Linked DNA regions of Homo sapiens: region 2 is linked to region 1. Evidence: chromatin contacts called from ENCODE Hi-C or POLR2A ChIA-PET data. All regions are on one chromosome and are shown on one strand. The core of a region is the stretch at or near the end of the contact, and the rest is flanking DNA. Distances in the headings are between cores, read along the strand shown.

Evidence for each region. Hi-C counts contacts between places; a loop is a spot of excess contacts on that map. ChIA-PET counts read pairs that join two places held with the same protein, here RNA polymerase II (POLR2A). Pooled maps may share reads with other maps.
Region 2: a loop to region 1 is called in a map of Right ventricle myocardium inferior, with 14 times the contacts of the local background. The contact joins the enhancer-like site here to the promoter of RGS6 in region 1. A Hi-C loop is called at or near these places in 4 of 168 maps with a recorded cell type or tissue (Right ventricle myocardium inferior, cardiac septum and heart left ventricle) and 9 of 50 pooled maps. POLR2A ChIA-PET finds 5 or more read pairs at or near these places in 3 of 52 experiments (AG04450, RWPE1 and T-cell).

What each region holds. Positions count from the first base shown.
Region 1 is chr14:71,930,269-71,937,348 of GRCh38, forward strand. RGS6 (regulator of G protein signaling 6) reads left to right here and starts at 2,161. Exons shown (of 18, transcript NM_001204424.2): 1 at 2,161-2,673. It overlaps LOC124903404 (translation initiation factor IF-2-like), which reads left to right and starts at 1,658. Exons shown (of 2, transcript XM_047432046.1): 1 at 1,658-1,757; 2 at 1,901-2,622. The coding sequence starts at 1,658. The coding sequence ends at 2,622. RefSeq lists silencers at 1,950-2,229, 2,250-2,409.
Region 2 is chr14:71,983,946-71,991,541 of GRCh38, forward strand. The region is part of intron 2 of RGS6 (regulator of G protein signaling 6); the gene reads left to right. Among named protein-coding and RNA genes, the nearest start is that of RGS6, 55 kb to the left of the region's middle. Within about 2 kb of position 5,211, at least 2 of the 41 ENCODE cell types and tissues checked have a DNase peak (open chromatin) inside an H3K27ac peak, as active enhancers do.

The DNA.
Region 1 (7,080 bases), core at 911-3,410:
CCCTTCTCCAGCAGTGAGATGACTGGCTCCAATTTTCTTAATGTATTTACTTCTTTGCTCAATTCCCTAGCACATAAACCAATCTCTTGGCCATGTCAGCAAAAAATGTGTCCTGTCTCTATTACATACATATATATATAAAATACCCCCCACATACATACACATACATATGAAATCAGATATTTTATGTATAAGAAACCATACTACATAGATATATCAGGAATCCCATATAATACACAAAATGTATCAATATGAAAATACATATCTAATTCCTATAAATATCTGATTTCACATATTTTTTTTTAAAGAGAAGTACACAGTAAGGCTTTCTTCTGATGAGCCTGGAGCCTGCTGTTTATACTTCCACAGTATTATTCCTTCATGCTGTACTTGGCCCTCAAGGAGCTGCTAGCCTCAGAAATGCAGAGTTCCCACTGGGTGTGGTGGCTCAAGTCTGTAATCCCAGCACTTTGGGTGGCCAAGGCGGGTGGATCATCTGAGGTCAGGAATTTGAGACCAGCTTGGCCAACATGGTGAAACCCCATCTCTACTGAAAACACACAAAAAATTAGCTGGCAGGCACCTGTAATCCCAGCTACTTGGGAGGCTGAGGCAGGAGAATCGCTTGAACCTGGGAGGCGGAGGTTGCAGTGAGCGAAGATTGCACCACCACACTCCAGCCTGGGCAACAAGAAGGAAACTACGTCTCAAAAAAAAAAAAAAAAAAAAAAAAAAAAAAAAAAAAAAAAGCAGAGCTCCTCAAAGCGGAAGTTTCCCTAGTTGCTACCTTTCGCTCCATGTACAGCCTATTCTTTAACTGTGACAAACGGCCACAGCCAGCTCCACAACCGGCTTGAGCCAAGTATTGAGCCTGAGGAAAGAAAGATTTTATATTTCAGCTTTAATAAACAACTGGGACATCTGTTACAATTCTATTTTCCTCACTAGGCTGGGTATGGTTTCTCTTGGTTGCAGGTTTCCCCCCACCCCCCGCCTTTCTGTGTACTAAGCCTACCATAACACACATGTCTGCTTGTGTGTTATCCCATTCGACGTGAAGGCTTCAGGGCAGAGACTGCTTCCTTTATTATCCATTTCTAATGTTAGAAGAGGGTCTAACACAGAGCAGGTGCTATTTGTCTATTGAAGGAAAGAATGAATACATCCATTAATCAATGTAGAATGGCGGGAAAAGACACAATTTGGGAAGGAGACTTTACTCTTTAACTTCTGGACCCATGTGAATGAGGAGTCCAGGTCATCCATCGTTAAAGGCATTTAGGTATTTTATTTCAAGTATTTTTCCCCTTTTCTGGTGACATACTACAATTCAGGACTAAATCTCAAATTTATTCTTGATATTGATAGCATTGATATTGCACACAAATCCCACGGTTACCGTCCAGCACTAGTGATCTTGTCCTATTTCCACCTGCAGCTTTTTGAATCTAAGTACACATCGCATTTCAAAACTCCCACGTTAAAGAAAGGCATCAGTTCAAGTTACTTTCTCATTTTCTGTCTTCGACTTTTTTCTGCTTCCCCCAAGAATATCTGAGAGTTACTTTTCTCGAAAGTTCTTTTGTAGTGTTCCAGATAGGAATCATCCTGTAATATTCCAAATGCAGCGTGTGGTGTGCATGTTGAATACATAAAAATGACGAGGTTAGGAACAATATCGCTGACGGTCGCGGTGTCCCGTTTTAATTTAGAGGGCGCCAGCAACACGTCAGTGAGGGAGATTCAGAAGCCGCCGGGCACCTCACCCCGGGCCGGGAATCCCTAAGAGAACCTTGACGCCGCTGAAGTTTCCGGACCGGGCCAGTTTGGAATTGACGAAAGCAGCCTCCGCCCGGTCGAGCCAGTCTCTCGGTTTTCTCGGCGGCTTCTTGAGGATGAGGCATTTCTAGGTTTTCTCCTCCTCGAGCAAATCACGGTCTGCGCCTTCCGCGGCTCTGGGAACAGGTGAGCCGTGCGGCGGCGCCCGCGGGACGCGCTCAGGTGCCGGTCCCCGCCCGCCGGCCCCTCCCTGCAGCACGCGGTCCGGGCCCAGGTGCCGGGGCCCAGGTGCCGGCGCCCAGGTGCGCGGGGCACGGGGCTGCAGCTCCGCTCGGCATCCGACAGCGGGCGCCGCTGCAGCAGCTCGCGGGCCGCGGAGCTGAACGGCTTCGCGAGTTGGGGCAGCTCCTCGCGCTCGGCCCTGCTCGGCGGCGAGAGCTCCGCCTGGGCGCCGCGTTCCTACAGCCGCCGGAGCCGCCAGGCGCCGAGGGAACGGACAGACCTCCGCGCACCCTTGCCGACCGGGGCGGGCAGAGGCGGGCAAGCGGCGAACGCCTGGGAGCGCGGAGAGCCAGGCCAGCCCGGAGCGCGCCGGGGACACCCTGTGCGCCCCGAGTCCCGGCACCATGCGACCCGCCGCGCGTCCTCGCGGGCCCGGGGCTTCGCTCTTCGCTCGCTGAGCCCCTGCGCTCGCCACCACGGAAACTCGGAAAGAGGAGGCGAGGCTGTGGGGAGCGGCGCGGAGACGGACTAGACTTCCCCTCCGCCCCCAAGAGGCTGCCGGTCCCCGGTTCCCTGGGCTTCTCCAGCTTTATCATGAACCTGGCGCAAGGTTGGCTTTAGGAAAAATTCTGGAGCCAGAGGGAGAGTCAAGGCAATTCTTTGGTTGCTAAGGTAATTGTAGTTGTGATAAAAAATGGGCAAGAAACAAATGGGGGAAAAACATGGTTTAAAACAGTATCCTCCCTCCCCACCCCATTAATATGTGTTGATTTCATCTCCTGGGTGTGGGTGCTTGTCCATTTCAGATGCGTGACAGGTGCCCGTGTGTGTGTGTCTGCAGTTTGGGACTGTGGAAGCACGAGCTTACATAAGTGGTTAGGCAAGCTGGCGTGTGGACTTGTGTGGGATGGGTGCAGGTCTGCATATAAATCATGTTCCTGGGTTTCTGGGTGTGAAGCGCACACCGACGGGGACGAGAGCGCAGAGGATGGCGCTTTTAGATACTTCCAGTCTTCCGATGTTGTGATCGCAGGTAGGGCAGCTTTGCCTCTAATCAGGCGTTCATTAACTTTTTCCCTGAACAAGCTCGCCCATTTGTGGTTTGGAAGAAAAGAAAGCGAGTCTCCGCGGTGAGGTGTGGAGGGCAGGGGCGGGTGGGGAGGTTTGTTGTTTGGGAACTGCGCTAGCAAAGGAAGCGGTGGCTATTCGCTTGGAGAGGATGACAAATGAACTGGTTGCGTGAGGAGTGAAGAGACCGTGTTTACAGTCACCAGCAGGCTGCGTAAAGAAGTGGCCCAGTGAGACAGGGAAAGTGACCCAGAAAATTTAGTTTTGTTCAGAATGAAAGCTGCTGTATTTCATTTTTGTTTCTTAATTTGACGGAGTAGGAACGTTATTTTCCTTCTCTGTCATTGAGACCAGTAGCATTTCTATGTTACAAACTGAAGATATTTGGGGTCTCGTCGGCTTGGGATTATCAATGCTTGGGAGGTGAGTTCTGATCAATACCTTTAACAACCCCAAAGAAAAACGCAAAAATAATCAAGTTTAGGTAAAACTTCCACTGGACTTTCTTTCCAGGGAGGGTGAGAGATGGAAGAACTGGGCTTGTAAGTATCAAAATGGAGTTAGAGAATGAGCTACAAGTTTGTGTGTGTATGGTCTGTCAAAAAGTGTTAAGACTGAAAGGAAACTGTTAGGTTTAGTTAAATGTGTTGACAACACGGCTCTTACATATCAATTTTCATAGGCAAATAGGTAATTACATAGAGTGGGAACTGGGACTATGGTGGGAAACTTTCTGTAAGATGTATATTCTTTATTCTTAATTTATCACTTTTTCAATGGGTGGGACTACTCTGTGAAGGAAAGTAGAGGGCTGAGGGACATTTGGTGAGACTCTTGAGAGAGAAACCTTTGCAAGCCAAATCTCGCATGCTATAGATGATAAATTCTAAGTTCTTTGATATTGTACCACTCTTAAGCTAAATTGTCCTGTAAATATGATCTCATGCACCATAAACTATATATATGTAGAGAGAGTCTATTCCCAATAACTCATCCTTTCCTGAAAGAGTCTGCAAGTTCTATAAATGTCAGCTGTTGGGAGGTATTGTGATGAAGGAGAGAGGCCACCAGTGTTTCCTTTTATATATTTATTCTGGCAGATCTTAACTTTACTTCTGATTTTCTTTAAGGAATTTCAGTTAACATTCACTGAATTTATATTGCTGAGAGTTTCAGTAAAACAAGACTAGATTTTCTTTGAAGCAATAAATTCATCTTATCAAGTGAAACATTATGACAATGCTTTTGTGGCAGAAATGTTTATTTAAATGAGTCCATTTTAATTATTTATTTATTTTTGACTTGCAGAATAAGATCTGCAACATAGATGTTTTTGAAGTAAGTAGACGTTTCTTGAGAAAGAAAAATAAATTTAGGTTACTGTGGACAATTTGCCAGTAATTTTGGATGTCTCTTTGTCTACAGGGACATAATTTTGTGTGAAAGTAGAATCATTCCATTTCTTATGTCTCTCATCTTCTCCCATGCATTTTATCCCCTGAACTCCTAAGACTTTGCCAGGAATTGCTGAACATTCTGTTTCGTGCCAGGGGTTAAATATCAGGGGATGGAATAAGGAGCTGTGTGTCACATAAACATTTTTCAAAAGGATGCTGTCAGAGATCTCAATACCGGGATTAATTTTTCCTTTAGCTTTGCAGTTAGCTTGTCTTAATTGGTATTGCTCTGAACCTAGGAATGCATTTAACCTCTTCATTTTCAGTTTCCAGCTGGAAGGAATATATTTACCAAATTTCATCTTCTTTGTAACATATGGCATGATATAAATAATTACTATACACACACTATCCTGCTGTAAGGAAAGAAATAGAATTACAAAATCAACTTTCGTGTTGAGTGATATGGATATAATATTTCAAAAAACAATTTTAACTTTTCCCCTGATTCCAAAAGTAATATTTAGCTATTGAAACAGTTCAGGAAAATACAAAGAAAAAAATAAAGGTTATCCATAATCTGCTAGGGAGAGGGAGCCACTGTTAACATATCTTTAACTGTATATTCTTCCAAATATTATTCTAGTCAATTATTTCTACCCAGTCCCCCTCCCCCACACATTTTTATAAATATAAAATATAGCTTGGAAATATAACTTGGAAATGTGTTAAAGGCTTGGGAATTTACTGCTTGTTTACAGAATGATTTTGATCAGATATTAGTTTTTACTGGTGGTCCTTATTTTCAAAAAGAGTAGGTTCTTTCTTTTTCTGTTCTTTGAAAACAAGTGTTTGCACTTTGGGCTGGTAATGCTTGGGGCTTCCTTTTGAATTTAGGGATTAAAGCATCAGAAAAGAAGTAGAAAGGTCATTGGCCATTGTGGGTGGGAGACCTGAGTTCTGGTTGCAGTTACTCCAACTTCTCCTGTGGCCTCTGGGCCTCTGTTTCCCTAAAGGGCAAAAGGTACTTTTAGATTTAACTAATTAAGCTAATGACGTATTTATTGCTTTGACATGAGAATGATCTTTGAAGAGGGCTTATTCAAACACAGAAACACCTGGGGGTCATCCTGGGAGTCTCTGATTGATTCTGTCTGAGATGGGGCCCGAGAAGGTACATATCTAACAAGTCCCTGGATGATGCTGACTGCTGGTTTGGTGACAGTGAAAACTAGAGGGTTAAGTGTACTAGGGTTCTCTTAGAGGGACAGAACTAATAGGATATATATATATATATATATATATATGTACATATATATCATATATACATATATGCTATATATATGCTATACATGATATATATACATATGATATATGTACATATACCATATATCTATAAAGGGGAGTTTATTAAGTATTAACTTACATGGTCCCAAGGTCCCACAATAGGCTGGCTGTAAGCTGAGGAGCAAGGAGAGCCAGTCCAAGTCTCAAAACTAAAGAAATTGGAGTCAGATGTTTGAGGGCAGGAAGCATCCAGCATGGGAGAAAGATGTAGGGTGGGAGGCTAGGCTCATTTCTCCTTTTCATGTTTTTCTGCCTCCTTTATATTCGCTGGAAGCTGATTAGGTTGTGCCCACCAGATTAAGGGTGGATCTGCCTTCCACAGCCCACTGACACAAATGTTTAATCTCTTTTGGGCAACACCCACACGGACACACCCAGGATCAATACTCTGTATCTCTCAATGCAATCAAGGTGACACTCAGTATTAACCATCAAAAGCCCACCCCTTGTCAACTTGAACCCATACATATCTCCTGAGATCATACATAATCTTCAAATAAAGACAATAATGAGGTCAAAATTGTGCATAACATAATACAACTATCCTTTGTACAACCAGAAATGCACCAATCCCCAATGCAAATACTATTACATAAAGTTAACAATACTTACATGCTGTTGTGAAGTCAATAAATCTTATGTCACATGATAAAGGAAAAGGAAATGAAGATATTTTCTTAGTATGAGTGTATATATACACAAACATGTTTTTAACAAAAGAAGGAGGAAATACTCTTGACAATTACAGTCTGTTTCTGCAGCTGGTCACATGGTCGTAGCTGGTATTGATGACTACCTTCTTCTACCCATTCAGTATTCCTTTTGCCTACAGCAAGCACCTCAGCAGGTTCTTTTCCCTGGTGGAGTGACCCAAACCTTTATTCCTGAAGGATCTGGACCATTTGTAGTCCCGCCTGGATTGGGCTGTTGTAGTTTCCTGTTGACCTTAATCACAGGGCATGGTAATACTGAGAGATGCCCTAATGGATTTCCTGTGTTCCATATGTAGTCTTCCTTACCTCTGCTGTGGAGTAGTAGACTGATTTCCTCTTGATAGTCCAGGTCAATCATGCCAGCCAACACAGTAATTTTCTTCTTAGCCTGTTGACTGAAAGATAGGAGTATCCCAAACTGTCCAGGTGGCAATCTTAACTTCCAGTTTAATGGAATCGTTGTGTTTCCTGGTGGCAGTGTTCCTCCCTCTGGAACTAAGATCTCTAGGCCAGCAGAAGGTAATGTCTTGGGAACAGGAAGCAAAAATTTTGCT
Region 2 (7,596 bases), core at 3,961-6,460, 57 kb after region 1:
TTCTGACAAAGCACTGTGTGGGGAATAAAAAGTAGCGTGGCACACAGTCTCTGTCCTAGACAACTTTACTGTCCAACTGGGGAGACCAAGAGTGATGCAGAACTCAGGAGGAAAATAAGCTTTGGTTGGCCACCTACCATTTACCAGATACTGCAGTGGGGGCTATACATATATTGAGCCATTTAATCATCAGAATAGCTTGCTAGGTAAGTGGTATTCACCCTATATTACAGATAAGGGAACTGAGGGTCAGAAGGAGTAAATAACTAGTATTAAGTGGTGCTATCAGAATTTGAATCTAGATTTGTTGTATTCTAAAGCCTGTGGTTTTGGGGAAGAAACTGAATTATGTTAAAAAAAAAAAAAAAAAAAAAAAACAAAGCTGTTAGAAATTAACCATAAGAGAGTTAGTGTGAGAGCTGGGTGTGGTGGCTTGCATCTGTAGTCCTAGCTACTGAGGAGGCTGAGATGGGAGGATCCCTTGAGCCCAGGAGTTTGAGACCAGCCCGTGCAATATAGTGAGACCCTGTCTCAAAAAGAAAAAAAAAAAGTTGGTGTGGACAAGGAAGGCTTATTGAGGAAGAAGAAATTTGAAGAGAAATCATCTGAACTGTGTTTTTAAGAAAGGGTAGGAGTTGGCTGGTGGAAAAGAGCCAAAAACTGATTCCAGGTGATGGGAGCTACGTGAACCAAGGCAAGGGGATAGAATATATCAGATGTATTTAGGAGAAAATATATTTTATAACACTATATATAAGATACGTGCTTTATATAATTATAGCCTCATTCTTCATATGGAGACCTTGAAGTAAGAAAACAAACATTTTTAGCTCTGTGTCTCACATGGTAAGGTATTGGTAAAGCTGAGCCTTCTGCCAATGAATTTTTTTTCCATTCCTCTTCAGAAATAATCGCTTTCCATTTAAAAAGTAATAATTCAATTTAGAAAGAATCAAAATATAAAGTAGAGAAAAAATCTCACATATTCCTATCATGCAAATATGACTAAAGTTAACATTTTGGTCTCTTCCTCCCAGTCCTTGAATATGTATCAGTAGTATACATAACACATTAACCTAGAGAGTAATCATAGTGTATGTGCTATTTTGTGCTTTTCTACCATAACCTAAGCACTAATCTGTGCCATAATATGTCATCATTATCATAGTTTTATTTATTTTTATTATTTTTAATTTTGAGATGGAGTCTCGTTCTGTCACCAGGCTGGAGTGCAGTGGTGTGATCTCGGCTCACTGCAACCGCCGCCTCCTAAGTTCAAGTGATTCTCCTGCCTCAGCCTCCCGAGTAGCTGGGACTACAGGCATGTGCCACCATGCCCAGCTAATTTTTGTATTTTTAGTAGAGACGGGGTCTCACTATGTTGGCCAGAATGGTCTCGATCTCTTGACCTCATGATCCGCCCACCTTGGCCTCCCAGAGTGCGGGGATTACAGCTGTGAGCCACCGCACCTGGCTATCATAGTTTTAAAGGTTGAATAATATTCTAAGTAGATAATGTACCATGATTTACTTATTTAGGGTTTGTTATTAATAGCAAATTAAAAAATTCCTAGGTCAAAATGCATGACCTGTGTTACAACTCCTATTATATATATGGTTTTCTGGAAGGTCAATATTGATTTTGGCATATATAGACTGGGCTTCTCTGGGTTGTTGTAAAAGTTCTATGTCATTGAACTACAGAAAGAGGGTGAGGGGATTTCTAACAATTAGGGCCAGTGTTTTCTTCACCTCTAAACCGCATCCCCATCCTAGTGTCTGCTTGGCTTTGCAACACCATCCTTATCCTGAGAGCTTTGTTGATGCCTGGGGATATTCAGAAATTTTCGACTTGGAACCCTTCCAAGACATTTGCTATTTTATTCTCTATTTGTTTTTCTTAAGCAACTAACTAAATAAGAATAACATTTCAACCTCTTTCTACTCCCCACAGCATTTTTTCCTGCCTGCACCACCTCTGCCTACAGTTTAACCATGGGGTTGCTTCTTATATTTTAAAGCTAAATACAAAAGCACAGTTCTGAGAAGCAGCCAAGTTCTGCAGCCAAGTTTGAAGAATAAAACTTTAAAACAGCTCTTCTGTCACACACTTGAGAGGGGAGGCAGGCTTTGCTATAAATAAGTCACATTCCATTTCTATCTCATCCTTTGCAGTCCTCTTGGGTAATGCTTTTTGTATATGACTACAGTGTTCTCGAACTGCCCACTCACCCCTTTCAACCTTCCATTTTGTGCCTCACTTTATTTAAATGTTCAATAGTTTTGGAGTTTAGGGACCCTGCATGAAAGGAGTAGACCTTTCCTTTCATTCTTCAGGCTTAGATGTAATGAGATTCAGTGGCTAACTTATTAGAAACTATACTTTCTCTTTGTCTGTAACGTTTTCAGCAGCTGCCTGGATTAGTTTCCTATTGCTGCCATAACAAATTGCCACAAATGTAATGGCTTAAAACAAGGCCAGGCACAGTGGTGCATGCCTGTAATTCCAGCACTTTGGGAGGCTGAGATGGGATTGCTTGAGCTCAGGAGTTCAAGACCAGCCTGGCCAACATGATGAGACCCCATCTCTATTTAAAAAAAAAAAAATACAAAAGTTGTCTGGGTGTGGTGGCGTGCACCTGTAATCCCAACTACTCAGGAGGCTGAAGTGGGAGGATCACCTGAGCCTGGGGAGCTCAAGGCTGCAGTGAGCCATGATCGTGCCACCGCATTGCAACCTGGGTGACAGAGTGAGACCCTGTCTCAAAAAACAAAAAACCAAGAAACCCCACAAATGCATTTTCTTATAATTCTAGAAATCAGGAGTGAAAAATGATTTGGCAGAGCTGCATGCCCTCAGGGGGCTCTAGGAGAATTCATTTCCTCCCCTTTTCCAGCTTCTAGAGGCTGCCTACATTCCCTAAGTCATAGCCCCACATCAGTCCCACCTCTACTCTTGGCATCATATCTCCTTCTCCAACTCTGACCTTCCTTTCTCTCTCTTATAGGACCCCCGGTGATTACATGGAGCCCACACACATAATCCAGGGGTACCTCCCCATCTCAGAGTCCTTAACTTAGTCCCACCTGCAGAGTCTCTTTTGCCAAGTCAAATAACATATTTATAGGTTTGTGGGATTAGGGTGTGGACATCTTTGGAGGGCCGTTATTCTACTTATCACACTGTCTTAGAAAAGGAAAGGAAAATAATTTTGGAATTTTTGTCTTTTTCATAGCTAGGGAGGAGGTACGCTGAAGTTTTGTTTTTCCTTCCTGTATTTGTGATGGTTGATATGTGGCAATCTAAACTAAGTCTGGGATGTCTGTTTGTATTGGCTGAAGTTCATTGGAGGGCAGAAAAGAGGAGAGTTTCAGAGACTGGCAGTGAGGATGGGAGGGTGGCTTAAAGACCTTCACAACCTGCTCACTGGGTGCTCCTGTTAGGCCCCACAAACAAGCCCATGCCATCGAGGAGAAGTGACCAAGCAGATACATTCAAAATGAATAAAAGGAAGACCTCATTTACTGTAGTCCCATCCAGTGTGGCTTCCTTATAGGACTATTTGTCTCTAATTATTTTATTTATTTTTTATTTTTTCAGAGAGAGTCTCACTCTGTTCCCCAGGCTGGAGTGTAATGGTGTGATCTTGGCTCACTCAGCCTTGACCTCTGGGGCTTGATCCTCCCGTCTCAGCCTTCCCATAGCTGGGACTACAGGCATGCACCACCACACCTGGCTAATTTTTAAACTTTTTTGTAGAGACAGGGTCTCACTGTGCTGCCCAGGCTGGGCTTGAACTCCTGGGCTCAAGTATATCCTCCCTCCTCAGCCTCCCAACATGCTGAGATTACAGATGTGAGCCACCATGCTTGAACTATATTTTAAAAAAATATTAATTATGATACTAAACAATACAGTGAATAAATAACCTTCTCATGACTGTCCATCTGGCATAGTAGAAGACTTTATGTGCTTTTTTCAAACAATGAGAGAAAGTGCTGGCATATCGCACTTCCCTTAGCTTGAGAGACATGTGCCAATCTGCTTGTTGACTCTGCCAAGGCCTCTCTTTCCGTCATTTTCCATGTTCTGGTCAGGATTTGTGACATATAGTGGCTGACAAAAGGCACACAAGTGATAGTGTTGGTGGCCAATCTGCCAGGGAAGAGTCTGACCCTGGGCGCTAATGTGACTCAAGGTAGATGAGCCCTTCGAGGAGCTAGTCAAGGAAACAGATGATAAAGTCTAACTATCAGTGAGCGAGCAGGGGGTGAGCATTTTCTTTCTGAAGGGAGTTATTACTGTCATTAACTTCATTGCGTTGCTGGGAAGGAGGGGTCAGTAGTTGAAACAAAAGTCTCCTATGGCTGATGACATGTTACAACTTTAGGACAGTTGTCAGCAAGCAACTTGCTGTTGGGCCTAATCTGTCCCCATGCCTTTGATCCCTTGAGCCTCAGGATGGTTTCTACATTTTGCAATGGTTGAAAAACTTTAAAAGAGAAGCCATATTTTGTGACATGTGAACATTATGTGAAATTCAAATTTCAGTATCTGTATATCAAGTTTTATTGAAACACAGCCACATCATTTGTTTATGAATTATCTATGGCTTTTTTTTTTGAGCTACCACGGAGGAGTTGAGTGGTTGTGACAGAGACTGTCCGTATGACCGGTGAAGCCTAAAATATTTACTAACTGGCTTTTTACAGAGAAGTTTGCAGCTTCTGTTTTCGGAGATTTGAAAGAGACTGAAAAAGCATCGGCAAATGTCCTTGTTGGGACAATATTTCCATAGGAACCAAGACCCAGTGATTCCATGTGGTGCTGATTTATTTCCAGGAACCCATGGAGGGTCTAACTGGGGAGGGGGTATACAAGATAAATTAGAAACAAGTGCACATTCCTGTACTACAAAAAATATACAAGACCTGCCATTCACCCCTCAAATAATATGTTTCCTTTCCTGAGGGGTCACATAATTTATGCCAGTACATTATTGATGAGATTTTTGTTTGTTTTTTTAAAATAAAAAACAGGCATATTGAGCTGCTGGAAGTGTTGAGCTGGCTGTTCTGAAATATCCCACTAGGATATTCCACTTGCTGGCTGGCTACCTCCATCTCAGATGCAATGTCCAAATGGCTGTCAATTTCTGCAGGACCCACTTTGTGCCAGGCATTGGGCCAGTGCTTTGGGCACGTGAATTGCTCACACTGAGAGCACTGCTGTAAAATCATTGTTATTCCCATGCCGCATATGAAGAAAGGAGCTTACACTGGGTAAACCCATGCCTGGGCCTCCCCTGTAAGTGGGAATCCCGAGTTGCAGGTCAGGCTGTCTCTTCTTCACAGACCATGCTCTTTCACAAGACCTGGAAGGAACAAGACAACCACCTGGGGAGCTGCTTACTTCTGATCTTTCCTCTGGGATGCCAGGGCTATCACAACCTCATAGGCAAGATACTCTAATCACTGAGTTATGGTGTTCGGTGATAATATCGACTTCCATTTTTATAATTTCTTCTAGCACTCTGCATCCTGCATGTTATATTTGTAAAAGGCCTGTGAAAAACATAAGGCAGACATATCTATTTCTGCTTTGTAAATGAGGAAACTGAAGCTCAGGGGTAAAGAGGCCTTTCTAGGCTCAACCAGCTTTTAGTGGCAGAGCCAGACCTCTTGACCTGGGGTCTGGTGCCTGTACACTACTTCCCATGGGCCAGGTCTTTGGGAATAGAGCTGCGTCACTCACACTTACCTTAGCAGAGGCTGTGATAGACTCTAAGCCGTATGGTTTTTAGTTTATCCTCAGTGAACCTCAGGTCATCAACTGACCTCCAGAGACGAATTTCACGTTGTAGATGGTTTTTTTTGTTGGCATTACTTTACAACTGTGACTCTGCTGAATGCACTGTACCTTTCTCTTTCCTATTACCACATCCATTGCTTGAGTTTCAGTCCTGTCTTAGTCCATTTTGTGTTGCTGTAAAGGAGTACCAGACACTGGGTATAAAGAAAAGAGGATTTATAAAGAAAAGAGGGTTATTTAGCTCACAGTTCTGCAGGTGTACAAGAAGCATGGCACCGGCATCAACATGTCAGAGAAGGTCAAAGGAGAAGTGAGTACGTGTGAAGAGACACCATACCCAAAGGGCATCCTGGCTTTACATAATAATAAACCAACCTAATCCCATCTCGCCAGAGTGAGAACAGCAGCCCAGCACGAAGTCATTCATGAGGGTTCTACGCCTATAACTCAAACACCTTCCCCTAGGCCCCACCTTCTGACACCACCACAGTGGGGAGCAAATTTCAACATGAGATTTGATGGGGACAAAAAATCCCATTATCCAAACCATAGCAAGCCCCAATCCAAACCAAAAGCAGATCCCCATTCGTGGTTCCCCTTTCCACATGGTTCCAAATGAGGAAGGGCAAAATTCATGTGTTCTGCTCAGTAAAAGGTTGAAAAGTTATTGGGAAACACATCTTCCAAGGTTTGTGTCCTTTGGGACATGGGAATATGTTATTAACCAGGACAGCTGCTCACAGCTGCACAGGGATGTACTGAAACAGCTCATTTTAAGCAAATTTTAAGTAGTGGAGAGGATCATTCCTGGGCACATTTCACAAGCATTCTGTCTTGGTTTTACCCCAATCTCTGCATATTCCTTCTTCGTCTTCATTCCCGGGGCAGCTTCTTCTGCCCACCCCGTGAAACTTTGGCCCATTCTTTTCTGTATGCTGTCCAGGGGCCATCTCCTCCTCTCTACATGCTGCATTGAGGATCCCCAAATTGCTATCCTCTCTCCAAACTCCAAATGCCTATATCCAGCTACCAAAAAGACATCTCTGTTTGAATCTTCCTCACTTACCACAAACATAACAGGTAGAACATAGCTTATTTCTTGCCCTGCCAAAACTGTTCTCCTTCTGAGCTTCAGTGCTTGGTGTAGCATCCTCCACATAGTTGGCATCGGAGGCAGAACCTGAACCTGATTCTCTTTGACAGGCCTAATCACTCACCACTCTACGCAATATGAAAATGACATGCCATGTGAATCCAATGCCATGTAAAAAAAGATAACATTTTCTGTTTGTCTCCCTAGGATATTGTAAATGCTTGGCACCAAGTAGGTGATAAATAAATGTGAAGGACAAACCTGTTGATTAAGCGTTCCTGAGACATATCCTTTATCTTTCTCAGATGAGATTCTCTGCCACATAGCTTATCCCTGTATTGGGTGGATTGTGTAACTCTGAGGTTCAAACATTGGGTATTGCCTCTAAACCTTGCACAGTTATTTATCTCAGAACTATTGAGTTTGGCGGCTGTCCACATCATGTAACAATTCTGCTGTTACCTTCCTTTCCTTGTTTTCTTCCTTCCCTCTCTCCTCATCTTCCACATTCCTATCTGTGAGAGAGGATGAGAAAAAAACAGACAAGAAGACAAACCAATATTTCTCTCACCAATGAAAAATACCTTTCCGTTCTGTTTTTACCATTAAATGTGGTATTTGCCCTCTGTGTCTCAATTAAAACAGGTTATTTCCTTCTTAGTTTCTTCTTTTATATTTTTTTTCTTGTTTC